Regions from separate parts of the Homo sapiens genome. Here region 2 is linked to region 1. The links are chromatin contacts, found by Hi-C in ENCODE. All regions are on one chromosome and are shown on one strand. The core of a region is the stretch at or near the end of the contact, and the rest is flanking DNA. Distances in the headings are between cores, read along the strand shown. Region 1 has its middle 24 kb from the start of LINC00424. Region 2 overlaps LOC105370108 (a long non-coding RNA gene).

Region 1 (6,950 bases), core at 2,288-4,787:
TTGTCTATTTGTTTTTTAACTCTTCACTGGAGTGTGAAACCCTTGAGGGCAGAAACTCAGGCCCAGTGGCTTCTGCAGCTCCAGCTCCTGGCACCTGGCAGGCACTCGCTGCTGACAACCTGACCGACTTACTAAATAAACCAATATCGAGATTTTCATGAGATACCAGGACACAAGCTTCTAAAAATGTTCAGCATTCAAAATATCAGAATAAGAGGTAGGATGCTCCAAAGAAATAAATCAGCCTTCCCTATCCGCAGCCCCGCCCCTGAGAGAGATGTGCCATGGGAAAGAAGAGCTTCCAACACTGGGAAAACTGCTCACCCTGGCACTGAAATACAGGAATTCTAGGAATCCCTGCATTTCATGAACACTCTGAATTTTTGAAATAAATAACGTGAATGATGACAACACAAGCCATACATACTGGCACTCACATGCAAGCCCCAGGCGGGGGCTGCATGGCAGAGCTGCAGGCCAGTTGGAAATATGAATGACTGCGCTTCTGATGTGTTTTTTAGGCTGCTAATTTTTACAGCCAAGAGATTTGCTATTATAAGTTCACTTCAACGTGGCTGAAAGGAATGGAAATGAATTGGCAGATGTTACAGGTTGTCTTTACCTTTAATCTGTATTCGTAACTACACCCTGGACTGAGACCCCTTTAAGATACTACATTGATCCAAGGTAAAAAGTAATATACTGCAGGTCCTCAAATAACATCGTGTCATTCAATGTCATTTCATTATAATATTGGTGAGAAAAAAAAAACTGATTCCAGCTGGGGTCACTGTCAGTGTGGTGTGTGCAGTTCTCCCCATGTCTGTGTGGGTTTTCTCTGAGTACTCCCATTTCCTCCCACATCCCAAAGCTGTGCACATTAGGTTCATTGGTCCCAGTCTGAGTGAGTGTGGGTGTGTGAGAGTGTGTGTACCCTGCAATGGGATGGCATCCTGGCCAGGACTCATTCCCCCCTTGCACCTTGACTCTGAGCTGGAATAAGTGTGTTAGAAAATGAATAAGTGAATGAATGAATGAAAAAAATTTCACAAATTCTTGTAAAATAAAAATGCATCAAGTCTACAATAACCACACAGATGATGCACAACAATAAACAATGAGGTCTGAAAGAGCTCAACAAGCCCCTCGTATTCATGATGGCTTGTTTTTGCGCTGCAAAGAGGTGCTCCTTACAAGTTTTGCTTTGCAAATATTTCTTCCTTAGTTTAACCAACTACCACTATGACCACCGTCACTCACTGTTGCAGCAAAACTCGGGTATATTCTCTTATTTGTCTTTATTAATTTTTCTTAAATGTATAGCTCACATTTATTTCAACGTTTAATACTTGCAGTGTTTTGGGTCTTTATTTAGAAGTTTGGTGATGTTTTTGTGAACAGAAATGTGTCCTAGGAATTTCACTCGTTTATATCAGATTAACTGATTTTATTTAAGGTTAGATTTATTGTATGTTATTTTGCTTAAAGTCACGGTTTCCAAGAATCTATTGGTGACCTTAAGTGAGGACTTACTGTACGTGAAGCTATTCATTTGTAAACCTTCAGTGATGATGGAGAAACAGAGTCCTGAAGGAAGGACAGCTGGATTCCTGCACCACCCGGAACCATCCTTTGTATCCATATCTGCGAGTATATAGTACCCAATGGAACAGTAATTAATGGTAGCTAGCTCATGCCTAACTATTGTCTTCTCATTTTGAAGACAGGGAGAATTAAATTGTTTAGCCCTTCTTTTATAGGTAGGACCGAGAGGCTCCATATAGCCAACGAGTTGTGATGAATAGTGACTGAAGTGCTTCATCGATGATGGAAGATGCTCCATTGCTCAGTTTCCTTTTCGTGGGACCTCAACACTTGACTTGGCAGCAGTGTCATCATCCAGGGTCCCTGAGAAACGACAGTGAGCAGAGCATCACACATATGTGAGACAAGTACACAGTGTGGATGAGAAATACAGAGATTTTGTAAAGCTGCTGAAATTGGAGGCTCTTTGGTGTTTGTTATTGCAGCGTAATCCACCTGACCCTGCCTGATATGCTAGGTTGCTAGCAGAGCGAAAGAAGTGGATAGGGCCAAAGGAAGGCTAAGTCCCAGTGCCACCAAGCCGCTCCCTCTCTGCTTCCTGGGAGAGGGGCTCCATCATCAGCATGGTGCAGTGTGCAAATCAGAAACTTGGGCACTTAGATTGCAGCGCTGTTGTCAGAATAATGTATGGATGGTTCCTATGGATTCTTCTGTGGTCTCCTGAACATAGTGAATGCTCAGGAAGTGGTAGCAGTTATTACATTAATTTTTACTTACAAGATGTTTGGGACATAATATGAGTCTAGATAGGAAGGGACGATAGCCCTAGACCTGCATTCAACATCAGCAAATATTTATCTGAAAGTCTAACAATCACTATCTAGGAGTCCTTTCCTGAGCAAAGCTGAACAAGCTAGAAGAGGAGTCAGAGGCATAAAGTAGAGCCTAGTGGAGGTGGCCTCTAGTGGAGAGAAGCCCAGGTTGTTATGTGAATCCTTGGGCATCTGTGAAGGCTCTCTGGAGGAGGTGATGTGGCAGCTGAGATCTGTCAGATGACTTGAGACAGTCTGGTATGAAGAGGGGAGGACGAGCTCAAAGAGGGGGAACAGTATGTGCAGAGGCCGGGGGGGAAGGAGGGACGGTGCATGCAGAGAACTGCAGTGGCCATTTGGAGGCTACAGTGACTCCATCTGGAGGATGATCCATCATACTGGCTTCTGATTAACCTCTGTTCCAGGCACACCTCTAAGATTTCCAGTCTGTCTATTGTTCCCTGTATAAGAGCAAGTACTTACTGTAAATCCTGCCCTTAGGTCAGCCAACCTTGATGTTATCATACTTCAATCGTCCTGCACCTCCCTTCTGAACCAACCCTCCCTGTGATCTATAAGCCCTGGGTCTGGGGGTCATGGAGCAGGGGACCCACCATCCTGTCTCACCGCCACCTGAGATGCTGACGGGGCTCCTGTTCGTAAGTCCCTATTAAATGTTTCTTTCTGAGAAACTGGATACATCAGCCTCTTTCTTCAGCCTGTTGGCTTCCTCGGACTTTGTGAGTAGGTTTGCATAGACCTGCCCACTGTGGAACAGGCCAGAGAAAAGAATGTGAGGGGCAGGTGATGAGAAACGGGGCTGCAGCCGTAAAAGGAAATCTAGCCACACCCAAAGCACGCCTAGATCGTCTTCCTATCACAGCAAGTGAAACTTCTCAAGGTCAATTTCTTCTCTTTGTCCACAAGGAGTCATTTGAAATGAAGTCCTGCTGGGCACAGAAGACAAAAAGATCTGTTAGCTCTCCCAACATCTGTGCCTAATCATTCAGTAACTTGCCTCAAAGCTAGCTTACACAGAGCAGGGGCTGGGTCCTGCAGTATCATGGTGTTCTCCCATTCCAGAGAGACAGTCTTATCTCCCTCCCCTCCTCCCATCTGCCATCAGCTTTATGGAACCCAAATTCTCCGGCTGCAAAGCTTCCAAAAGATGTCTGAGAGGAAACTCTTGACTTGGCAGTCGATGCCTCTGAATTGCTGAGCAGTGAATGGAATTTCTGCCTCTCACTCCACCCACTTTGTAGGACTCTGGAACCCAGGAAACACATGATACTGCTTGCACGGGTAATGTGAGGAGGAGAGAAAGAAACCCATCCCGTGCACGAGGACATCCAAGGATATACAAGGTTCCCCTCTATGCCTTTAGATTGGCCCTCTCTCCATGCCCAGGAGGAGAATTCGGCTCGTCTTCTCCTGCCAGCTCCAAATTATTTCTAGCTGGCTCATCCATCTCCCTGAAAGACCCAGAGGATTAAGAGACATGGCAAGGCCTTCTGATGGACATTGAACTCACTGACTCGGCACGCACTGTAGCAAAGGTTTGCACAGAAACTTTACACCCAGAGCCAATAAAGTCTGTGCCATCAAAAGCAAGTCAAAACACAATGGCATCCAGCAAAGCAGCCAGCAGATTGTCAGCCTGTCCTCTTAAGCAAAAGTTCTGCAGGAGAGCCAGCGGAGAAGCTTGAGAAGGAGCCAGGAAGGGAGTGAGTTCCACATGCCCCATGCTGCTCCTGCCACCGCTGCCACAGCTGCTGCTGGAAAAACACATTCCAGCATCTGGTATCGGAGACCCGCAGCTGGGGTGCGCCCTGCCTGTGTGGCCAGGAGTGCCCTCTGAAAGGCACAGCCAAGAGGGGAGAGGACAGGGCAGGTACAACTAGGGGTGCCAGTCCCACGAGGCCGGGCCAACTCTGCCTTGCCATCCGATGCCAGCCTATTTCCTTGTGCCATAATGGCCAGGTTTAAGAAATGTCAACCTTGTGTTCTGAAAATGATCAATGCTCTGGAATAAAGAGGTGTCTTTTCCAGCCATGCCCCAATCTACTCATGAGAAGCAGGGGCTGGGGAACAAATCTCCAATAGGAAGAATAACAGAGCAGGGATGAAGCGAGGCTGGCAGCAGGCGGGACCTCCTCCAGCAAACACATGGAAAGAGACTGAAAGCAGCATGTGGCTTCCAACCAACACCCCAGCACTCTCTCCAACTCAGGCCACAGTGGGGAGATTTGCTTCCCTGCTGTTTTCTTACCAGCAGAGCATTTTTTTAAAATTATTATTATACTTTAAGTTTTAGGGTACTTGTGCACAATGTGCCAGTTAGTTACATATGTATACATGTGCCATGCTGGTGTGTTGCACCCATTAACTCGTCATTTAGCATTAAGTATATCTCCTAATGCTATCCTTCCCCCCTCCACCCACCCCACAACAGGCCCCGGTGTGTGATGTTCCCCTTCCTGTGTCCATGTGTTCTCATTGTTCAATTCCCACCTGTGAGTGAGAACATGCAGTGTTTGGTTTTTTGTCCTTGTGATAGTTTACTGAGAATGATGATTTCCAATTTCATCCATGTCCCTACAAAGGACATGAACTCATCATTTTTTATGGCTGCACAGTATTCCATGGTGTGTATGTGCCACATTTTCTTAATCCAGTCTATCATTGCTGGACATTTGGGTTGGTTCCAAGTCTTTGCTATTGTGAATAGTGCCGCAATAAACATACGTGTGCGTGTGTCTTTATAGCAGCATGATTTATAGTCCTTTGGGTATATAACCAGTAATGGGATGGCTGGGTCAAATGGTATTTCTAGTTCTAGATCCCTGAGGAATCGCCACACTGACTTCCACAAGGGTTGAACTAGTTTACAGTCCCACCAACAATGTAAAAGTGTTCCTATTTCTCCACATCCTCTCCAGCACCTGTTGTTTCCTGACTTTTTAATGATCGCCATTCTAACTGGTGTGAGATGGTATCTCATTGTGGTTTTGATTTGCATTTCTCTGATGGCCAGTGATGATGAGCATTTTTTCATGTGTCTTTTGGCTGCATAAATGTCTTCTTTTGAGAAGTGTCTGTTCATATCCTTTGCCCACTTTTTGATGGGGTTGTTTGTTATGACATTCACAAGACCCTGCTTCCTTAAGAGAAAGCCAGGCTGGTGCTTCTGCTGCTGTGGCCTGTCACCTAATCTCTGTTTGGAGCCGGGCAGTCCTCTCGCCCATGAACAACCACACACCGCACCCCCAGAGGAGCCAAGGGAGGGAGCCCTGGGCAGAGGCAGCAGATGAACTCTGGGCGACTATTTCCAGGGAACGCCTCCCCAAGCACTGTTTATTAACTGGAGGAAAGGGAATCACTGTGGCAAGAAGAGTGGCATGAAAGATTTTTCAGTTGTGATAGATGTTTCTTAGCCACTTACTTAAGCTCAGTTTAAGCCAAAACATGACCAAAGAATTGTCATCATGCATGAGCAAATGTAGAAATGCCGTGTCCCTTAAGATTCTTTATAGAAAAAATAAAACCAGGTGATCACTGCAAATGAGGGCATCTTCAGAAAATATGAAAGGCACTAACTTCATGTGACCCTGTGCAAACTGCTCTAAACCCGAAAGAGCAGCCAGCTTCCTGTCTCAAAGTTCTGCTGCATTAAAAAGATGGCAGAGTGGTCCCAGACATCCCAGCAACTAGGCCGGTACACACATTTCAGAAATGAGAGGTGGACCAATAACAGGTCCACAGGGAATGGTTTGGGCACAGGGCAAAGGGGACAGATAACCTCAAAAGTCCTTTGGGTGGACACAGAGGCCAGTTGGGGCACTTGCCACAGCTTCGGGGTGCATCTTGTGTCAAGACCTTGGCACGCTGAAGAAGCCAGCTAAAATAGAGCCACTCACGAGTTATGATTATCCTCGTTCAGCTAGGATGGAGAATCGCATGCAGAGAACATGGTCACTTTCCTTTCTGGACGTCCTATATTTAATTGATGAAGTCACTCGAGCATCCTCTGTTTGAGCTAAGGTCCCTGAGTTTGGCAGGAGAGGGATGATGGGAGTTCCTGGGGACGTGGGGAAGGAGGCTGATCTCAACTCCATTAAACGTTCTGAGAGGGTGTAAAATTTGTCTGGCCTGTTTGCTTTTTTTTCAAACTCCAGGCTAGTGGGTGGGATACAGTTCAGAGCAGAAAAACAGAAGCGGGCCTTGGAGGAAGGTCCAGCATTTGTAGGAAGGATGGCAGTGGTTGGGACCATCCAACAGAAAGCACTGAGCCCTACCTGAGCCTTGGGTGCTTCTTGGGTGAGCTCCCTGCAGTCCCAACAGACCCCTGGCCAAAGGTATTTTGAGACTGGGAATCAGAGCAGCTTCCGTAGCAACCACCACGCTCAGTCACCGGGTGTGTCGCAGGCCTGTCCTTGAAGCTCCCTCCTACAAGCAGATTGAAATGCTTCTTTCCCAGGGCCGTGTTCTGCACTGTCAGTCTGCACTGCAGAGGATGCTTCAGCCAGAGGATCAATTCTGTACTCTCTGCAAAGAGCTCTGGAGCTGGGGGTGTGCCTGGAGACGCCAGCACTT
Region 2 (6,950 bases), core at 1,563-4,062, 210 kb before region 1:
CCATGAGGTAAGTCAACACCCTACTGGCCCTATCACTAATAATTATTACATTCTGACTTCCACAACTCAATACTTACATAGAAAAGTCTAACCCTTACGAATGCGGGTTTGACCCACTATCCTTTGCCCGCATTCCTTTAAGTCAGGACATTGAGTTCTTTTAGTTTCCTCTCTGTTGATAATTAACTGTTATTGTTGTCATCCCAGTCATGTCTAAGAATGCCTATTCTTGGAAAACCAACAGCTATTATCCCCTCCTGTGAGAGGGCACAGAGAGGGAAGCTTTCCGTTTTGTTACTCACTCCATCAGCTGCGGCTCATTCAGGCAGCAGGTCAAATCAGGAGTGTCAGGACAGGTGAGCCCAGGTGACAGGGAAGCACACAGAGGGTCTCCAACTCAGCCTCAGCCAGGAAAGATTTCCTTGTGGCCACACATACATCCTTATCCATGCGGGGTCCTTGTCAGCAATTCCTGGCTGATCCACTACAGAGAGATGCTAAGGTGCATGCACGGCGATTGTCAATGCTGCCTGCAGAATAAGACATAGGAAATCCTACAAAATTCACAAACACAGGTCAAGTGCTCCTATCTAAGCAAAAAGCCAAGCCATTTTTTTACAACATGAATAAATCCTAGAGAATAAGATGCCTAACATTTCGCTGGGTTTTGTTTTCTTTTGCTTTGCATACTAATGAATAAGTATAATTTTTAATATTTAAAATACAATATGACTATTATATATTCATAGAAATTTTAAAAAGGTTAAAGAATAAAAATACTAAATAAGTGTTTACTGTGCTTGCACTAAGTGTGGAAATAATAATTTCTAGAAGAGACAAGGTAGGTTGATTGAACAGAAGATAGTATGAGGACTAACTAGTGTGACTTTTTTCCTCCTAGACAAAGTTTGGTATATTATAAATGGCTCAAAGAAAAAAGTTTAAAAGAGGCTTGTCTGGGTCACTAAACATTAATACTTACAGGATACAAGAAAATGTCTTGCCTCAATTTTAAGTAATTATCCTGCGTTTTGTGTCTACTATTTCATTAAGCCTGTGTGAAACGCATAATTACGATGCAGGTGAGCTTGCTATACCAGCGTTAGCATGAAAGTCTCCGTCAAGTTTCTGAGAGGTCCCCGAGGGCAGAACCAGGACACACTCCTTCTTGTGCATACCACTCCCAGCCCAGTGCCTACACCGCCACATGCATTCCACAAAGGATCCTGGAATTCGTTATGGAGAAATGTCCTCATCCTGTCAATGTCAGTTTCATTTTTGAAGGGAAGAGTGGTAGCTCCCGGTAACAGTTTCCTCTGGCCAACGCTTTTGATAAGACCCCAACGTCTCTCTATAGGATCATCTTATTAGGTTCCTGGACGGATCCCAAACTCCAGTCTCATCACCTCCAACTCCCAATCCATTCCAATACATCTGTTGATGTCTCTCCCTCCTATTCAGAAAAAACACCAAATTCCCTTACATGCCCTGGAGAATCACTGCTTTTTATGAGTAGAGGATGGCTTTCAAGAACAATGCTCTCCTGGGTGAGATAACACATTGACCTGACATCAAGTGAGGGGGCAGGGAAGGTGACTGGAGAACATCCTAACAATCGTCAAACGGAACTAACTTGGTTCCACCAGTTGTGCTGGAGACATACGTTGCTGGTACTTGCTAAATATGACTTAAGGGAGGCCATTGATTTGGAGTGAGCTCCGAAACTACGCCTCAACAGATCACACCAAAATGGAGTCACTCAGGCTAAAGTTTCATGCCACCAAACAGAAATGAAAGTGTTTATCTGGCCTTCTGAGAAATCAGGAGAGATAACAGCCAAATTTCTAAGGAAGCCACTTTCAGCCAGCATGATAAGGAAATCCCCTCTGCTTTAACCCTTTGGAGAAAAGCAACCTGAAATCACCAGATGTTAGCCCACCTGCTTTTTGTATTATGCCATTTCCTTGCTCCTGCTCAAGCAGCCTTATAGAAACCAACTGTCATGCCCAGTGCAGCACCCGTCTAAATCTTTAGATGGGCTATGACTAATAACAGTCAACTCAATCTGTCAACTCCATTTGTTGAAATTTTGCTTTTGGACACGCCGTAGAGATGAAGTGAAATGTGGATTAGGTAAGAAAGACACCCAGAGAAAGGGGACCCTTGGTAGTCCCTAAGGCTAGCCCAGGCGTGAAACACTGTGTATCCACAGCCAGGCAGAAGAAGAGCCTACAAATCACCAGGACTCAGAGGACGCTGAGATGTCCTGCAGGGCAGAGGGGACAGCTTCCGCAAGACATGCACGGTGAACACCCCAAAGGAGCCCAGCAGCTGTGCCCCGTGCCTGGTCAGGGGCAGTGTTTCAGGGTTCCAGGCTCTTGCTGCCCCTCCCACAGGCCAGGATGCTTGCTGCAGGCACATCTCTGCTGCTCCCCACAACTGCACCTCCATGAAGCCTTGTCTAGCAGAAGTGCCTTAGCAATCACTCAAAATATTTCTTCAGAATGTCCTTATAAAAGTACATGTCTCTGGGTGAAACAATTTAAAATTAGTAAAGTCAATATTTAATTTGGACCTAGTTGGGAAATACGGAATTTTCCATGGAGAATCAGAACTGTCACCAGGATACGGTGAATTGGAACCACAGCCCTGGTTCCTGCATGTTGAGAAGACAGCTGCTGGGCTCCAGGGTGATTCAGGGTAGGGACCGCAGTGGCCCTACCAGCCAATGGCTCTAGCCAAGACCTTGGCTAGACAATCACTCTGCAAACATCATCCCCACCACCGCATGTTCCTCCTAATCTGACTCAGCCCGGGCTCTGCCTGCCAGCCCCCGCCCCAGCTCCAGGCTGCTCTTTTCCACTGTAGGATGGCCTTGGATGTTTGTGTTTCCTTTTTTGTTCATATAAGAATATTTAGGGTGTGGAGGACACACAGTTTTCTTTGACCTGTGACACACAGCCTCCCAGGAAGGGTCTTGGATGCTCCACTACACTCCGTCATCCAAGACAACACTGAAAAGACTCCCAGATCTTTCTGTGAGTGAGAAAAGAGACCAGCCCAGCCCCATCAAGCCCCCAGAATGAAAGAAAAAGACCCTGCCACGATGGACTCTCCTCCTCTTAGTCTAGCTAAAGGCTTGTCAACCCTTTGATCTTTCCAAAAAATCAACTCGTGGTTTTGATTTTCTCTATAATTTTTTATTCTCTATTTTACTTCTCTACACTCTAATCTTTATTTTCTTCCCTGTGCTGGTTTGAGGTTTAATTTGCTCCTCTTTTCCTAGTTCCTTAAGGTGTATGACTAGGTTATTACATTGAGGTTTTCATTTTTCTTTAATGTATGCATGCACAGCGATCAATTTCCCTGTGAGCACTTCTTCTAATGCATCCCGTAAGTTTTAGTATGCTGTGTTGACTTCCCTCTTTATCCATAAAAATAATCACACTACCCTGGGGACCACAGAAGGTGTAAAGCAATACAAGTGGTCATTGAGCTTTGATTTTCCTATTCAGAACAGGTTAATCTACTTGTAAATTGAGTTATTCTTTTGCCTAAAGGATAAGCTATTTTTGCTAATCAAATTTTGGTCCAAAAAGAGACATTTTTTCTGGCTCTTTTTCAAGATCTGTGGCCCATCAGAGTAGATCAGTATGAAGGATGGCATAGACCAGAGGTTAATGAATTTGTGGGAAAGATTTCCAAAGTTGGAGAACACACTTTACAGTAACCAGAAAGAATTGGATGAATCTCTGCTTTCTATCACCCAGGACCATTCCCAGTTCCAAATCTTGTTGCAGGGGTCTGCCCACCCTGTCTCTCATGAAAGGCCACCTCTCCATACTGCCCAGCCCCTCTGTCAGCTGGTATCAAAAACTGGCCCCATTTCAGAGGACTGTCCATCAAGTTACATACAGTCTGGGACATGGATGATTTAACAGGTGAGCGTGATCCAGGGGTGCTGAGCAGAATGGAGCCTACTTTCCTAAACAGACGTCAAACTAATGTCCTGGCCTCCTGCAGTTACAAAAGCTCCCTTACAGCACAACTAACTCAGCCCAGAAAACTTCCCAGGTGATTTGAGTTGGATGCAAGTTTGCCCCTTACTTCCAGGCCTCCATTGTTTTGGAATGTTGCTATGCATTATTAAACAGCGGCCACATTTTGTCCAAGAGGTGGCTGCATTTCAATGGCGGTGAAGTAATGCCTGTTTATATGTGCGCTTGCAAAGGGTTTTGGAACACTTTGACATGAAAAGCATCTTACAATACATCATTAGTGATTTCTAACAATCACTAATTGAGAAGTATGAAGGCTCTCTCCCAATACATATTCTTTGAAAGGTGATAGTCAACCAGAAACAGCTTCTGATGGGTTCTCTGCTTTTATCCAGTTGATTGGAGTGCAGTTGAGAATGTCAGTTTAATGGTGAAACAAATCTTAATTTCTTGGAATGCGTATCTGATGAGACAAGACCAAAAAAATAACAGTGAAGCTGAACAACCATCTACATATTTAGCTGCCTGGAACAGTGGGAGCCAGCATGCTAGAAAATAACTTGTATTTTACTCAGACACATAGCTTTTGTGATCATTATTTGCTGGTAAGCCCAACTGATTGTGAAAATCAAACTATTTCCTTCAGAACACTGGCCAAAAAAATATTGCTAAACTTGGCCCCTTAGTACACAATCAAAAGCTACAGATTGCCTAATCACATATTGTATTTTGATAGCTCATTTCTTCTGAGGGGATAAAGTTATTTCACAGGCAGCAATCCCGAGTATTATTAAAATTGTTTTACAAATGGAGAAACTAAAGTAAAGAGAAATTGAGTCATTCACTCAGGATCTCGGCTGAGTCACAGCAAATCTAAGAAAAGAAGCCCTTTCTCCTCACTCTGTTCACTTGTCCCCTTCAAGCTCTGTGTCCTCAGGCAAAATAGCTCCTTGGCTTTATTTTGAATAAATTATCAGATTTAGGTCAATTCAAAATTTTATTATGAAGTAAAAAGAAAAAAGAAAGAAAAAAACATACAAACTCACCAAAAATCAGCAGATTAAGCCTTTGATAAAATGTGACTGAAATGCTCTCCCAGAAACAGACAGGAAACAGTATCACATAGAGACATTCCTTTTGATGTTAAGGTCACTCAGCCTCTCCATCAGTCCTAACTGAGCAAATTCCCTGACTTCCCATTTTCACAAATTCCTTAATCTTTAATCCGCGTTCATTTTCTTCAAAGCATAAATGTGCATAGTCTTCCTAATAAAGTTAAGAAGCACAGTTCTGAAGTTCTTCGAAACCAAAAACAGACTATCTTTAAAGACTGCCAAATACTGGGGGCTTAAATCTGCACCCCATTTACAAATGCAATGAAAGGCAGTAGGGAAAACACAACAGTGCAAAAACACAATTTTCCATGCAATTTACAAATGGTTAGTTTTGCATAGATCTGCTATGCTCCTTCCTTATCACATCTCTGTATCTCTTACCCTCACCCACAACTCTGCAAGCTGCAATTTGAGAGTTCTCAAACCAACACTGGGTTCACGCCAACTTACAAACTTTATATTTGCTTAGCAAACATCAAAGGATGAATAATGTGTTGTCATTCCCTGACCTTACAAGAAGGTTGAATATAAAATAACAACCTTGGTCACCGTGTAGAATGACAGCACTGAAGCAGCTTACCCCTTGGCCTGGATTCTTGCCTTCTTCGTCTAAAGGGAACAGGCTGTTGCTTTGCACAGGGTGGGCACTCCACGCATATTGATTCTTTCATTCTCCTGACAAGGCGGGCAGCAAAAGCAAGAAAGGCAAAGGGACTAGGAATGCACGAAACTGAGCTCAAGTACTGGCCTGCTCCTCAGAACCAGCTGTGTGGACCTGGGCTCAGCACCTCACCTTTCCAACTTTCAAGCTGTTAAAGGGAAAGCTGGTGACTATCAAGGACTTCTCCTAAAACTCCAGGATTCAAAGGCAGTGGATCAAAGCATCACTGTTCCCAAAGCAACAGACGCCTGAACCCTGCAGGCCAGGGCCACTTCCCGCTGCCTCCTTTGGGGCTCCATCCACTGGCTGACCCACTCATCATCTCTTGCCAGATGCATTCCAACCTGTGTTCTCCTTCTTAAATTGCCTTTCCCCACTCAGCTGACTTAGCTCTCTTTTCCGGATGTGTCATGAGTGGCGCAAGGTCAAACATAACCAGGTCCACACACGTTCGTGTCTTTCCACAAGGTCAGACTTTTATGGATGCTATTTCAATCATAAAAGCCAGGAGATACATGGCGTTCCCAAGGAGGCGATTCTCCTTAGCGCCATTCACAAAGCATTCACAAGGCAGTCAGACCTGGTGGCACACAGGCTCCAGCCACTCCACAAGTCAGTTAATACTGCAAGCCATACATAGTAGTATACTTAATATAGAAATGTTATAGGTTAAAGCTTTCACATCAAAAAGAGTAAAATTTAACATTAAGAGGAAAACAGGGTAGGGAAAGGAGTTAATGAACTAGTCCAAGGAAAGCGATGTGACACTCTCCTAGGCTGAGTGTCCTAGCTGATCCAGATGGTCACCAACATTTTGCAAGGAAGAGTTTTTGATTTGGGCAGAGACTTCAGGGGCAAATGCAGGTGCTGACCACGAGTGACTGCAAAACAGAATTAGCAGGATGGCCGCGTCAAACTCATGATGCTCCTGCTCTTCTGATAGCCCTGGAGTCCTCTGGTGAGAGCTGACAGGAAAGAGAGGTTCTGGTTACACCCTCCTTTGGTTGGGTGTCGCCTCTACTGATTAGGTGAGTATCAGTCCTGTTGGCATGACTGCCTTTTGAGCTGTAAGGAGTCTTTTCCTAAAATGGAGTTACTTCTGTCAAGGGTGCTCTATATAAAAGGCGGTCCAGCCACTCCCCAAACCCTGAACAGGGTGTCATAATGGGGGCCCAC

The links. Hi-C counts contacts between places; a loop is a spot of excess contacts on that map. Pooled maps may share reads with other maps.
Region 2: a pooled map shows a loop between it and region 1 (2.2-fold over the local background). The contact joins two enhancer-like sites. A Hi-C loop is called at or near these places in 1 of 168 maps with a recorded cell type or tissue (MCF 10A), 2 of 37 single-sample maps with no recorded cell type and 5 of 50 pooled maps.

The regions. Positions count from the first base shown.
Region 1 is chr13:21,899,103-21,906,052 of GRCh38, reverse strand. No RefSeq gene overlaps it. Among named protein-coding and RNA genes, the nearest start is that of LINC00424, 24 kb to the right of the region's middle. Within about 2 kb of position 3,537, at least 2 of the 41 ENCODE cell types and tissues checked have a DNase peak (open chromatin) inside an H3K27ac peak, as active enhancers do.
Region 2 is chr13:22,106,378-22,113,327 of GRCh38, reverse strand. All of the region lies in intron 3 of LOC105370108 (a long non-coding RNA gene), which reads right to left. It also overlaps the pseudogene MTND3P1. Among named protein-coding and RNA genes, the nearest start is that of LINC00540, 100 kb to the left of the region's middle. RefSeq lists an enhancer at 2,256-2,315. Within about 2 kb of position 2,812, at least 3 of the 41 ENCODE cell types and tissues checked have a DNase peak (open chromatin) inside an H3K27ac peak, as active enhancers do.